Regions from separate parts of the Homo sapiens genome. Here regions 2, 3 and 4 are each linked to region 1. The links are chromatin contacts, found by Hi-C or POLR2A ChIA-PET in ENCODE. All regions are on one chromosome and are shown on one strand. Each heading gives the region's core, a stretch centred on a gene start or an enhancer-like site at or near the end of the contact. The rest is flanking DNA. Distances are from core to core; before and after follow the strand shown.

Evidence for each region. Hi-C counts contacts between places; a loop is a spot of excess contacts on that map. ChIA-PET counts read pairs that join two places held with the same protein, here RNA polymerase II (POLR2A). Pooled maps may share reads with other maps.
Region 2: a map of sigmoid colon shows a loop between it and region 1 (7-fold over the local background). The contact joins the promoter of SNPH here to the promoter of SIRPA in region 1. A Hi-C loop is called at or near these places in 1 of 168 maps with a recorded cell type or tissue (sigmoid colon) and 1 of 50 pooled maps. POLR2A ChIA-PET finds 5 or more read pairs at or near these places in 1 of 52 experiments (BJ).
Region 3: a map of ascending aorta shows a loop between it and region 1 (2.6-fold over the local background). The contact joins the promoter of SDCBP2-AS1 here to the promoter of SIRPA in region 1. A Hi-C loop is called at or near these places in 1 of 168 maps with a recorded cell type or tissue (ascending aorta), 1 of 37 single-sample maps with no recorded cell type and 9 of 50 pooled maps.
Region 4: a map of sigmoid colon shows a loop between it and region 1 (4-fold over the local background). The contact joins the promoter of PTPRA here to the promoter of SIRPA in region 1. A Hi-C loop is called at or near these places in 1 of 168 maps with a recorded cell type or tissue (sigmoid colon) and 1 of 50 pooled maps. POLR2A ChIA-PET finds 5 or more read pairs at or near these places in 1 of 52 experiments (MCF 10A).

What each region holds. Positions count from the first base shown.
Region 1 is chr20:1,894,048-1,896,916 of GRCh38, reverse strand. It overlaps SIRPA (signal regulatory protein alpha), which reads right to left and starts at 1,510. Exons shown (of 8, transcript NM_001040023.2): 1 at 1,391-1,510. The coding sequence starts at 1,469. It overlaps LOC102724545 (a long non-coding RNA gene), which reads left to right and starts at 2,667. Exons shown (of 4, transcript NR_186374.1): 1 at 2,667-2,798. RefSeq lists an enhancer at 350-865 and silencers at 2,157-2,276, 2,287-2,546.
Region 2 is chr20:1,265,010-1,267,873 of GRCh38, reverse strand. SNPH (syntaphilin) reads right to left here and starts at 1,580. Exons shown (of 7, transcript NM_001318234.2): 1 at 1,477-1,580; 2 at 1,114-1,220. RefSeq lists silencers at 1,085-1,164, 1,265-1,344 and an enhancer at 1,745-1,894.
Region 3 is chr20:1,323,921-1,326,620 of GRCh38, reverse strand. SDCBP2-AS1 (SDCBP2 antisense RNA 1) reads right to left here and starts at 1,278. Exons shown (of 3, transcript NR_040049.1): 1 at 1,092-1,278. The region is part of intron 1 of SDCBP2 (syndecan binding protein 2); the gene reads left to right. All of the region lies in intron 2 of FKBP1A-SDCBP2 (FKBP1A-SDCBP2 readthrough (NMD candidate)), which reads left to right. LOC124904856 (a long non-coding RNA gene) reads right to left here. Exons shown (of 2, transcript XR_007067487.1): 2 at 2,252-2,700. RefSeq lists enhancers at 702-996, 987-1,216.
Region 4 is chr20:2,872,176-2,874,900 of GRCh38, reverse strand. PTPRA (protein tyrosine phosphatase receptor type A) reads right to left here and starts at 1,420. Exons shown (of 24, transcript NM_001385305.1): 1 at 1,141-1,420. RefSeq lists silencers at 947-1,226, 1,237-1,286, 1,467-1,536, 2,157-2,296 and enhancers at 781-1,410, 1,411-2,042, 2,043-2,672, 2,673-2,725.

The DNA of each region.
Region 1 (2,869 bases), core at 261-2,760:
GTACAAATGGCCAGCTCAGGCAGGAAGGAGCAGATAGGAGATGCCACTCACTGGAGAGACGTGAACTGTATCAGTGCTCCCTTCAGCCCAGCAAGGACGCAACTATAACTGAAAAGAACTGGGGGTGGAGGGTGGGGTGGGGTGGGGGGATGCCTATGTGAATTCCTGGGTTTCAGGGGAAACTGCAGGGCAGAGAGAAGCAGCTGTCTACCCCCCATACTTCTCCTTCCACCCACTCTTTGCTAGTTCTCCCTTTCTCCCTGCTATCAGATGGTTACCATCTCTAGTCAAACGCAAAAGGGGGTGTTGGACACTGAGCTCATCTTTACCTCCCTCCTCAAGGGTGGGAGGTACAGAGAGACCCCACTGCCTACAACACAGTTTCAAGACGACAAAAAACAAGATCCCCATTTTTCTCTCCCTCCCAACTCCCTTAATGCCATTTCTCTGCTCCCCCCGCCCCCCACCCGGTGCCCTCCCAGGAGACCCATGGTTTTGCAAAACCCATTTAAGAAGCAAGACTCCTGAATGGTGACCTCACCCTTTGGTGAACATGCACAGTAGCCTTCAGAGCCCGCCTGCCGGCGACAGCCAGGTGTTTGATGTAGGCCAACAGAAAGACATGGTCAGAGCCACAGGTAACATCCCCGCGGAGCACCTGAACTGCAGGGAGCTGCCTGGAAGCTCGGGGAAGGCAGGAGGAAGGGGGAGCTGGGAGCGCCTCAAGGAGCAAGACCACCAGGGAGAGGCTTTGGCAACCACAGGGACAATCCACCGTGTTTTTACATAAGGATCTGTTGCTCGCAGCAGCTCGCTCTGGGGTTACCGCGGCCTCCCGGCTCCCTCTCTCCCAGGCACACACTAACACCGGTTTACTCTGCGCACCAGAGGGAGGGCTCACTCTTCCCTAATTGCAACAGCTTGTCTCTGTTCCATTCCAGGCAGCATCGGGAGGACCTCTGCCCTCACCTCCTCCCCTCACACCCTGAAGTCAAACATGTGGAAAGTCGTATGTCCATGGGGACAGATTCTGGGGAAGCCGGACGGCCCTGCTCTGAAAGCCACTGTCAGTCAGCCTTCCCCATTGGACCGGGCAGGGGCTGAGTGAAGCAACTCGGCTCTTTTGTCTCAGTGCCCAGCACAGTGCACAGAGTCAGAGTCCACAGAGACAAACTCTCATAGAAGAGACTTGGGTTCTACCCTTGGCTGTGTGACCTTGGGCATGTCGCTGGCCCTCTCTGGGCCTCAGTTTCTGCATCTATAACCCTGGTTACAGGCGTCTCTCCCCCTATTACTGCTCGGCATTAGCCGAAGGGGTCCCAGTGCCAGTCTGAGAGGCCTGAGCCCGCAGTTTGGGGAGTGCAGCGGTGGGGAGCGGGGGGGTGCTTACCTGACCAGGCGCAGGACGCGGCGAGCAGCAGGCAGAGCAGCGGCCCGAGGCGGCCGGGGGCCGGGCCGGCGGGCTCCATGGGCCGCGGCTGCGGAGCGAGGAGGGAGAGCGGCCGTGAGTGCGCGCTCGGGCGGGAGCAGGCTGGAGCGGGGAAATGACTAAGGCTCCCCCCCTTCCCCCCTCCCGGCTGGGCCTCCCCCCGACTCCGGAACGGGCGCCTGGAGCGGCCGCCGCCGCCGCCGCGGTTTTTGGAGACCCCCCCTCCCCGCCCCCCAGGAGAAATGGAGAGACGGAGACTGGGAGAGACCCCAAGCGCGCGAGAAATAAAGCCAGGGGCGGCCAGAGAGAGGCGGCAGGAGAGAGAAACAGACCCAAGGGAGCCAGGCAGAGAGCCAGAGACACGGAGAGGCGAGAGGGGGAGAAAGAGGGGGAGAGCGAGGAGCGAGGAGCGAGGCGGCGCGCAGACCGACAGACCGCGCGGGAGAGAGGACCGCGCGAGCAGGGGCGAGGGGCAGCACGGCCGAGCCCGGCCGCGCGGAGCCGCCCCCGCCGCTGCCCACCTGCCCCGCCCGGGCTCCACACGGCGCGGGCGGCTGGGCTCGCTCCCGGCCCGCAGTCCCGGCCGCTGCCCCCGCCCTCCCGGCAGCCCGACCCCCTCCCTCCTTCCCTTTCCCCTCCTCCCGTCTTCCCGCCGCCCGGGGAGGCTTCGGGGCTCCGGCCCCGCCGGCACCTTCTCTGCGAGCGAGCGCCCGCCTGCGCGCCCCGGGGGAGGGAGCGAGGGCTGCGAGCTGCGCGCCCGGCCGGGGAGGGCAGCGTCCTCCCCCGCGCCGGCGCCCGGGCCCCGGCTGCTGTCCCGGGAAGGCGGCCCCGCGAGCCGCCGCGGCCCGCTGGGGCTCGGGACTAGACGAGCCTCCGGCTCCGACAGCGTGCCCGTTCAGAAGCCCGCGCGGCTGGTCCCCAGCCCCGACCGGTCCCGCTCTGCCCCTCCCCGTCCCTGCCGGGCCCGGACCTGCGCCGCCCGCGAGGGCTGGAAGGCACTGGAAGCGCCGCCGGGGCTGCCCAGAGGCCGGGTCCCCGCTCCACTTTGCGCAAACTTGTTTTTCTAAGGTCAGCGCTGCGAGCTGGCTACATCGTCCTCTTAAGGTGGACCGGGGAAGTTGCGGCCGACCTCCCCTCGCCTCCGGACTCCGGCCGCGCGGCTGCTCCCCGCTTCCCACTGGCGAGAGGCTGGAGGCGGCGAAGGAGTCGGGGCGCGGGGGCGCGGGGGGCGGGGGGGCGTCTGCCTTTTAACCCTCCCCAGGAGGTCGTGCCTCTGAGCCCCAAAGCTGAAGGCCCCTCTTGGGGGTGGGTGCGGGCCGGAGGGGCCCGATCCTTTCAGAGCCGGGCCGAGGTGAAGGAAAAGAAGGAAGTAAGTGAACGCAGGGGGAAGGGGAGAGGAAGAAGAGATGATGGTACAAAAATAGCGTGTGTGTAGGAAGG
Region 2 (2,864 bases), core at 331-2,830, 630 kb after region 1:
AACTGAGGCTGGGGGAAGGGAAGTCACTTGGCAGCTCAGGGATGTCAACATAGGACTGTCTGGCACCTCCAGCTCCTTGAGGCCCACAAGGTCAATGTTTCACTTAAGAAGTCAGAGTTGAAAGAGATCAACTGAGGAAACCCCAATTATTTCATGAAACTAAATTTAAATTGCCTTAGCAGAGGGGTCCCCCTGACATGTAAAAGCTGCTTGAGTGATATACTAAAATTATACACATCATTTAATCCAATTCCTGCATCTAACAGATGAGCAGACAGACACCCACGCCTAGAGAATTTTAAAATGGCTACTTGTGGCCAACTAGCAAGTTAAGGGCCTAGAACCCCAATCTCTGGCACTTTCCTTACACGACTCTGCCTGCAGAGATCACCTTTTTCTAAGAAGCTCCTCCAGCCCATCCCGACACCACCAGATGGGCAGAGAAGGCAGAGGAAACGGGCAGCATGTGACCGGCCTCTCTTTCAGTCTGCAGGGTTGGGGAAGGGAATATGGGGCTCCCCAGGCTAGTAGGTGTTGCAAACAGCCCAGATCCCGGCTGGGGAGTGGAAGGCTTCACATCCCAGGGAAGCTCCGGGGAGACGGAGGCTCAGATCGTCCACTCTAGGACTTATGGGCATTTTTTCCCCAGATCTACTGCAGGGCCCTGATGCTTCTCAGAGGGAAAGATGGGATGGAAGCAGTCATTGGCACTTGACCTTGGGGTGGGGGTGGGGTCTCATCCTTCTCCCACCCCCAGGTACCCCTGCTCCTCCTCCAAGAAGGAAAAGAGAAGCTTAAATGTTTGCCAAATGCCAGAAGGGGAAGACAAATAAAATTGGGGGGTGGGTTCCCTAAAAGCCTCCTAATCACCCACTTTGGGCATCTTCTCTGCTGCAATCAGCACCCTCTAATTCTTACATTTCAGGGAGGGGGAGGGAGGGAAGCGCTTAAAGGGATGTAGGGGAATGAAGGGAGGGTAAGAATGAGTCACGATTAACCCCTCTTAGGCTGGTGCCCTCCAAGGGATTCTACCGCAGCGAGCGGTTGCAAGCGGCCCCCACCTGCCGCGGTGCAGCGCAGGGCCAGCTCCCCGCTCCGCCGCGGCCTCCTCACCTGAGTCCACTGGCCCTCCGCAGCCCCGCCGGCTCGCACCACTCCGGCCCGGCTTGGCGCAGCGCCTCTGCAGTCGCTGCTGCAGCCGCCTGGCCCTGATCAGCGACCTGCGGGGTTAGGAAAAAGAGATAGACCGGGGCGGGTGAGCGCGGGCGGGGAACACCCAGGCAGCTGAGCCCCCGGCCGCTGACAGCTGGGCCGCTGCAGCCAGAAGGCTTGGAGGGCAGGCTGCCTGCCGGGTGCTCCGTCCCCTCCTCCTCGCGGCCCGCGGCCCCCACCCCACCCCCTGGCACTCGGCACTCTGGACTGCGGCGGGTGCAGCTGGGCGGTGGGCCCGGAGATCCCCGGGGTCCTTGTCATCACCTGCGGAGGCTTCCATGGCTTCAGCTGCCCTGCAGGGGCCGCCGAATTGCTCTCCCGAGCCCCTGCAGGAGGCGGCTAGCTGGGTGCTCGCCGGGGCTGGGGCTGCCGGGAGGGAGGGGCGGGGAGGGTGAGGTGGATGGAGGGGACCAGCCAGTCGGCGGCTCGCCGGCAGCTGCGTAAGCGGCCCGTCTTTACTTTCCTTCTTAAAGAGATAGTTAGTATCTTGCTCTAGAGGGCCTGGGAACAGAGACAACGAGCACACGGGGAGCGGCGGCCTCTCCCACCTACACACCAGCCGGTATTTTGAGCTGGGCGATCGATTGGGCGTGGTGGAAAGCGTCTTGGTCGGCTGTGTGACCCTGTGCAAGTCCCTTCACCTCTCTGGGCCTCAGCTTTTTCTTCTCTAACATGGGGTGATGATACCAGTCTCACTCCCTGGCACATAGTTGGCTCTAGTGAAATAGTAATTTTTATCTAAAAGCCTTTAGGAACATTTTTCATTGCCCAAACCAAGTCTGAGTACCAGGGGTATTTAATGTGAATGACAAGCACTTGGGCTACTAACAATGATAGCAGGAATCTTAAGTGTCTGAAAATGGAAATGTTTTCCTCTTAAGTAGTAAAAAGGTGAATCATTGGAAAGATCTCGGAGAGATAAACAATCACAACTTAAAATGTTAATTGTGGCTCTTTTCCCTCTGTCTTCCATCTGTCACAGGGAAAACAAGAAGACCAAAAAGTCCAAAAAACTGGATTTTCTGCCTAGCCCTTCCATTTCTAGCCATACAACTTTAGATAAGTTAACTCACTTTCTGGGCTTGGTTTCTTATCTGCTTCATGTGTGGGAAGTAGGTGGAGTGGGAATGGGCTCCTTCTTTCTGAACCAGGCCTGTCTGATCTGTCATTACTCTGCTCTAAACCATCCAGTGGTTTTCTGTATCGCTCTCCGCCACATGCCCTCATCTTACTCCAGCTCTCTGACTTCATCTTGCGTGGCTCTCCCCATCACTCACTTTTCTCCCATCAAGCTGTCCTTCTTGCTGAGGCCTCACTGCTGGGCCTTTGCATTTGCTGTCCCCTTTGCCTAGAACACACCAGAGAGCCACATGGTTCAATCCTTCCTTTCCTCCAGGTCTCTGCTCAAATGTTACTGTCTCAGAGAGGGCTTCCTTAACCATTCTACATAAAATACTAACTCCCTCCTCTCCACCTCCTTTGCCCCTAGTTTTGCTACACTTAATTACCAGCTGACATAGTGTATATTTACTATGTGTCATTTATCACTCCCACTAGAATGTACACTTCATGAGGGAAGGAACTTTGTTTTTTTCCCTTGCTGTATTTCCAGTGCCCAGAGCAGTGCCTAACACATAGTAGGAGCTCAATAA
Region 3 (2,700 bases), core at 29-2,528, 570 kb after region 1:
CAATCTCCATGCGTACAGGTGGGGGAAAGCTTTAAATTGGAGGAAAAAGAGTTCACAACAAGGAAAAGAGAGAAGGCATGAATGACTCTTAAGACAGAGGGAATAGCACCTGCAAAAGCATGGAGGCATGAACTAGCAGGCTGACTTTTAGGACTCAACCTAAAGTAGTCTGGAATAAATGAACTTCATGATAAGTGTGGAGAAGAATGAGATGGTGAGAATGGAAACATTACCAGAAGTCAGGTCACAGAGATTTGAGGGCAAGAAGTAGGTATGGCTTCAGAAGGGAAAGGGAGGAGCTGAGGATAACTCCCAGATTTCTGACATAGCCCATGGGTGGATTCAGTGAGACCGCTGGGGAGGCGCGGCACAGCTGGGGAAAATCACGAGTCCAGTTTGGATAATCTGCGAGGTAAACGGGATCCAGAAGGCAACTGGACTCTCAGGCCTGGGCCTCCCTGTCCCTGGAATAGCACACTCTCTTCCCACTTGAACATCCATCCTACACGGCCCAGTCAGGGTCTTCTTCCTTCCTCCAGGAGACCTTCCTGATTGCCCTAGCCTTCCTCCTATACGCCACATCCAACTGCCTGAGTCCCTCATAACAGGCTTTCGGTCTGATTTTGCTGTGGGAATTGATTTGCCCGGCCAAGCCAAGAACCCTTCCCTAGGCAGCAGAAGCCCAGTCACTCAGTCACTGGTGGGTGGGACGCGGGGTGAATCTGCGTAGGGTGGGGCGGGGCATTTTTAGCTCAACACTGGGTCAGAAGTCACGGCCAGACAAGAAACGGGTGAGAAACGGGGGAGGAAGGGTGACGTCACAATTGGTAGGAAATACCTTGGGACTTGACGCTTTCGAAACCAAAGGGAGAGCAAAAGCAGCCGGGAGCGCGCGGGCCGACCTGGTTCTCCTCCCTTCCCACGGCTGCCTTAGTACAGAATCTTATAAGTCCTCCTCCTTCAGAGGCTACAAATGGTGTTCCGAGGCCAGGGGAGTTTAAAGCTCGATTTCACCCGCGCAGCCTCCAATCCGGTAAAGAGGGGCCGCGGAGCCCGACCAAGTCTTCCTATGCCTTACTCTGCTGCTTTACCTGATCTATTTTTGTGGATGCCGGCGCCAGCTACGGGCGCCCGGAGAAAGCACGAGGCCGGGTGGACTCTGGTAACGCAAGCGGCAAGGAGGCCGCCATGTTCCACTCTGCAGCCGCTAGGGATCGTGGGAGTCACCCCTAACCGCGCCCGGGCCTGGGTGGGCGAAACGCATGCGCTCTAGAAGTTGCTGAGTCGCTTGGCGGTGTTTCTGCGCAGGCGCCGTAGCCCATAGCAACCGCCGTAACCTGTAGCAACCGGAAGATGTCGCTTCCGGCTGGTTTGGGGCTAAGAAAGGGGTTATAGTCATTTCGAGATCATAGAACGATGTGACAGATAGGAAACTGAGGCTGGGTTGGAGGCAGGCCCTAGGGACCGTTGCGTTGGACCTCGCTCCTGTGGCGCGGTGGATGGAGTTTGTGGCTTGTGGCTCCTATTTCCCAAAGCAGGAAATTGAGACAGAGGGAAGGCACAGGTTCGTCCTGAGGCTGCAGCCCAGGTGATGGTTCCCCGGGTAAAAAATCAATATGATGCCCTTTGTTTATAAGGAGAAGGCAGGGACATGAAAGTAATTTCTAATAAAAGAATATGCATTTCACTTTGTAAAAGCTGAGGCTGGCTTACACCCGATCACGCTTGTACCCAACTTAGGAATCAGCTTAGGTTTACTAGAAGACAATATTCAGCTGAATTTTGCCAACAGTTTATATCTGACATCTTGAGTCAAAGGCTAAATATATTTATATAAAAGCGCGGAGTCACTGTGACAGCTACACATGTACACAGACGTGAGCATGCTGTTCGGGTGACTCACCCGTGGGGAGCAGGGTGGGCAGCGATTTTCCAGAATGGTGAGCAAAGTGTAACTCCCCACAACCAACCTGATATATGCATTTCCAGACAGTCTAGTGTGTACTAAAACTAGGGAAAAATTCATTGTGATTGTATGTACAACCAATTATAACGGATTTTTGGCTTACTTGAAAGTTTGGCAGGATATCTGAAAGTTGTGCGGGACAGGACCATTTGTTATGGTGACTGTAATGGACTGTCCCATCCATTACAGGAGTTTCATATCCCTGCCCCCCCCACCCCCGACAGGGATATGACTGTCCCCTCAGTCTCGTGACACCCAAAAATGCCCACATAAATTTCCAATCTGTTCCTTGGAAAACCACTGATTTATTCAGTCAAATAATTTTTGCTAGCATATGTGTGCTGGGCAGTGCCGTGGCGGGGAAGGATCGTGTGTGAACGGGACAGAGCTCCTGCCCTTATGAGTGAGGTCCAGTGTAAGAAAATACCCAGATATTAATCACATAATTTGATAAATAGCTTGGCAACAGGGGCAGTACAGGTCAGGGGTGGAATACATGGGAAGACCCAGCCAGGCAGCCTGGGTATCATGCAGTCTGGAAAAGCCAAGCAGAGAAGTAGCATCTGAACTGAGCCTCGAAGGAGCATCACACCAAGGAGGATGATGTGCACAGCAGAGGGACCAGCACGTCTGGCACACAGTGGACACTCAAATGTTTTGAATGATTGAACGAAACACAGCATGTTCGCTGGCAGGGAACCATTCCCCATTATATTGTGAGCTGCTACAAGGCA
Region 4 (2,725 bases), core at 171-2,670, 980 kb before region 1:
AGCTCTGAATACTAGCCAGCAAGCGGGATGAGGGGAAGGAGAATTGGAGGATCCGATTAGGCTAAAAGTAAAGGAGTAAATTGAGGCAAGATTGTCAAGGGCTTTGTATGACCTGATAAGGCATTTTAGGCTTCATTCATCCCATGGGAAAAAGAAAAGCGAGGGAGTTTTTAAGTAAACAAGTGACAGCATCAGATCTGTTTCTGAAAGGAGTGGCCAGGCAGGAAGATGTTCGCCCTTTCCTAGTCAGTCCTCCTCTCGCCCACCATCTTCTGTTTCTCAGGCTGCCTGCACAGCTAGCAGGTGGCAAACGAAGCCATCTCCAGGGTGATGTGGACTGGTTCTAGAGCCGGAATCCCTCTCCTGAGCAAAGGCTTCTGATGGCGTTCACCCTGCAGAGGGTGGATTTGCACATTCTTCTTTTCCTGTCTTACAAATATCATCAGTGATCTCAAAAATAAAAACGAAACCCTCAAGACAGGACTCTGCTCTGCTATTTTTTTTTTTTAATCTTCAGGAGATATAATTAGTAACTAATTTTTTCAAAAAAAATTTTTTATTTACCGAAAGTAAAAAGGGAGGGGACCTGCGTTCTCAATTGGCCTATTCTGAATTCTGGGCAGCTCTCAGCCCTTATTTCCCTTCTTAAACAGCCTCAACAGTTGGGAGAGGGCGGCAAGGAGAGGGGCCTGGGAGACGGGCCGGGGGACCGAGGGAGGTGGACTTGAAGGGAAAGAAAAGTTGGTCACTGCAAAAGCAAATTTTCTCATGCCAAGAGTTTTCCTCTTTCCTCCCATTAAATGGACCTGAGCAAATTCTGTTCTCGCCGTTCTAAGTTTCTTCTCTGAGAATCAACTCTGGCAGTGCCCTGGCCTGGTCCCAGAAGGACGCATGCAAAGTTCCTGGGCAGTCGCGAGGGGTCGGCACTCGGGCCGGCACGTTTCCGGGGACCCCCTCCCCGCGACGGACCCGCAAGGATGCACAATCAACCTGCAGGCGCCCGCAGGCTTCTACCCGGAAAAGATGGCTTAGGGCTTCGGGCTCCGGGCTCTGGGCTGTGGCCCGGGACCCCTCCCACCGCCCCCGGGAGCCGCTCCCCCTTCCGGAGCCCACCCGGGCGCAGCGGCCGCGAACACTCACAGAGTCGGGCGTTGGGCGGGACCGCTGGGGACGAGGACAGCGGCTCCGCCTCGGCTCCGCGGCGGCGTTTCGGGCCGCCACTAGCCCTCAGGGCCGCCGCCCGGCCCGCGGCTCCGAGCCCCGCGGCGGCGGCGGCGGCCTCGCCTCCATGGCGAGGGGAAGCGGCTGAGGGGCGACTGGGCGGGCGACAGTGATGGCGGCAGCGGCCGGGGTCCGAGCGCGATCGCGCGCGCGCGCGTCTCTGTCAGCGCCGCACTCGCCGCAGCCTCGCTCCCGACCCGGCCTTGGCTGTAAGACGCGTGTTCATTGGCTGTTCAGAGACAGGCGCTGGTTGGCCGACAGCGAACGGGCGTCTCCGGCCCGCGCGGGCCCCGCCCTTGCGCTCCGCTGGGCGCTCACTTGCCGGCTGGGGCGCCGAACCCGGTCGCACGTTCTCCTGGTAGCTCCAGAGGGGTTCGCCCCGGGGCTGCCCAGTCCTTCGGGAAGCTGGACCCCGGAAGGACCGGCTGCGAGTGCACCAGTGCCTTCAGCCATTCTACAGTCACAGGCCTCATGACTTGGGCCTTCTTCCCAGTTTACAGATCAGGAAACCGAGGCCAGGCACAAACTACACCAATGTCTAGCCACCAGGGCGGCCTGCAACTCGAGAGCCATCTTCCTAACCCTCTCCAAACGTGATACTGTGGGTCTTTTTTTTCCCTCCCCTAATTGCTGCAAAGAACGACGGATCTCACTGGGGAGGGAGAGGAACCTGCCAAGTCCCTAGAACGGATCTGGCTCCGTGGGTGTCGTCTTATATCAAGTCAGCCCACGCCGTCCCCACCCGAGCTCCAGGGTAATCTCCCCCGCTTTCCAGATGCGCATGCTGGGGCCCCGCTCGCCACCGAGCTGAGTAGAAGCACAACACATGGTGCTCTGCGATGGAGGTGCCTTTTGCGATACGCCTGGCGGGGGAGGGGAGGCTCAAAACGCAGAGAGGAGCCAGAGTGCGCCCTCCCCCGGCCGGGGTTGGGGCGCGTACCCCCTTCCCGGCGCTCCCGGCACGGCGTCTGGTGCGTGACACCCGCGAAGCAATCGCTCAGTCCATCCAGCGGCAGCAGGTTCCTACACGGATCCCCGCGGGTGCTGCAGGACCTGAGCGTCTGCGGCTGAAAGCCGATTACGCAGTCGAGATAGGTGGTGGCAAATGCGACATTTCGCCGGGTTGTGATCCCCAGTAGGGACCCCTGGACATTCCGAGACCCGCGCAGGGCGAGCGGCTGGGCGTCTGCAGGCAAAAGACAGATTGCACAGTAGCGCACAAACCGAGCTTGCGGGTAGGGGACGCTTTATCCCAGACCCAGAGTCTGCGGTTCCCGGGGTAGGTGGCGGCGAGTCTCTCCTCCAGACCGGGCAACCCCTGAGTCCCCCTCACGCACCCCAGGCCGGAAGGAGTCCCACATTCGGGGCGCCCCCGGGGAAGGGTTGTGACCGGCGGCAACTCTTCATGGCAGGAAACACTGCGGCGCAAAAGGGGCTCCCAGCAGCCCCCACCATCTCCAGTCCTACCATCTCCGGTCCCCACCACCGCCTTCTGTTGGGGCGC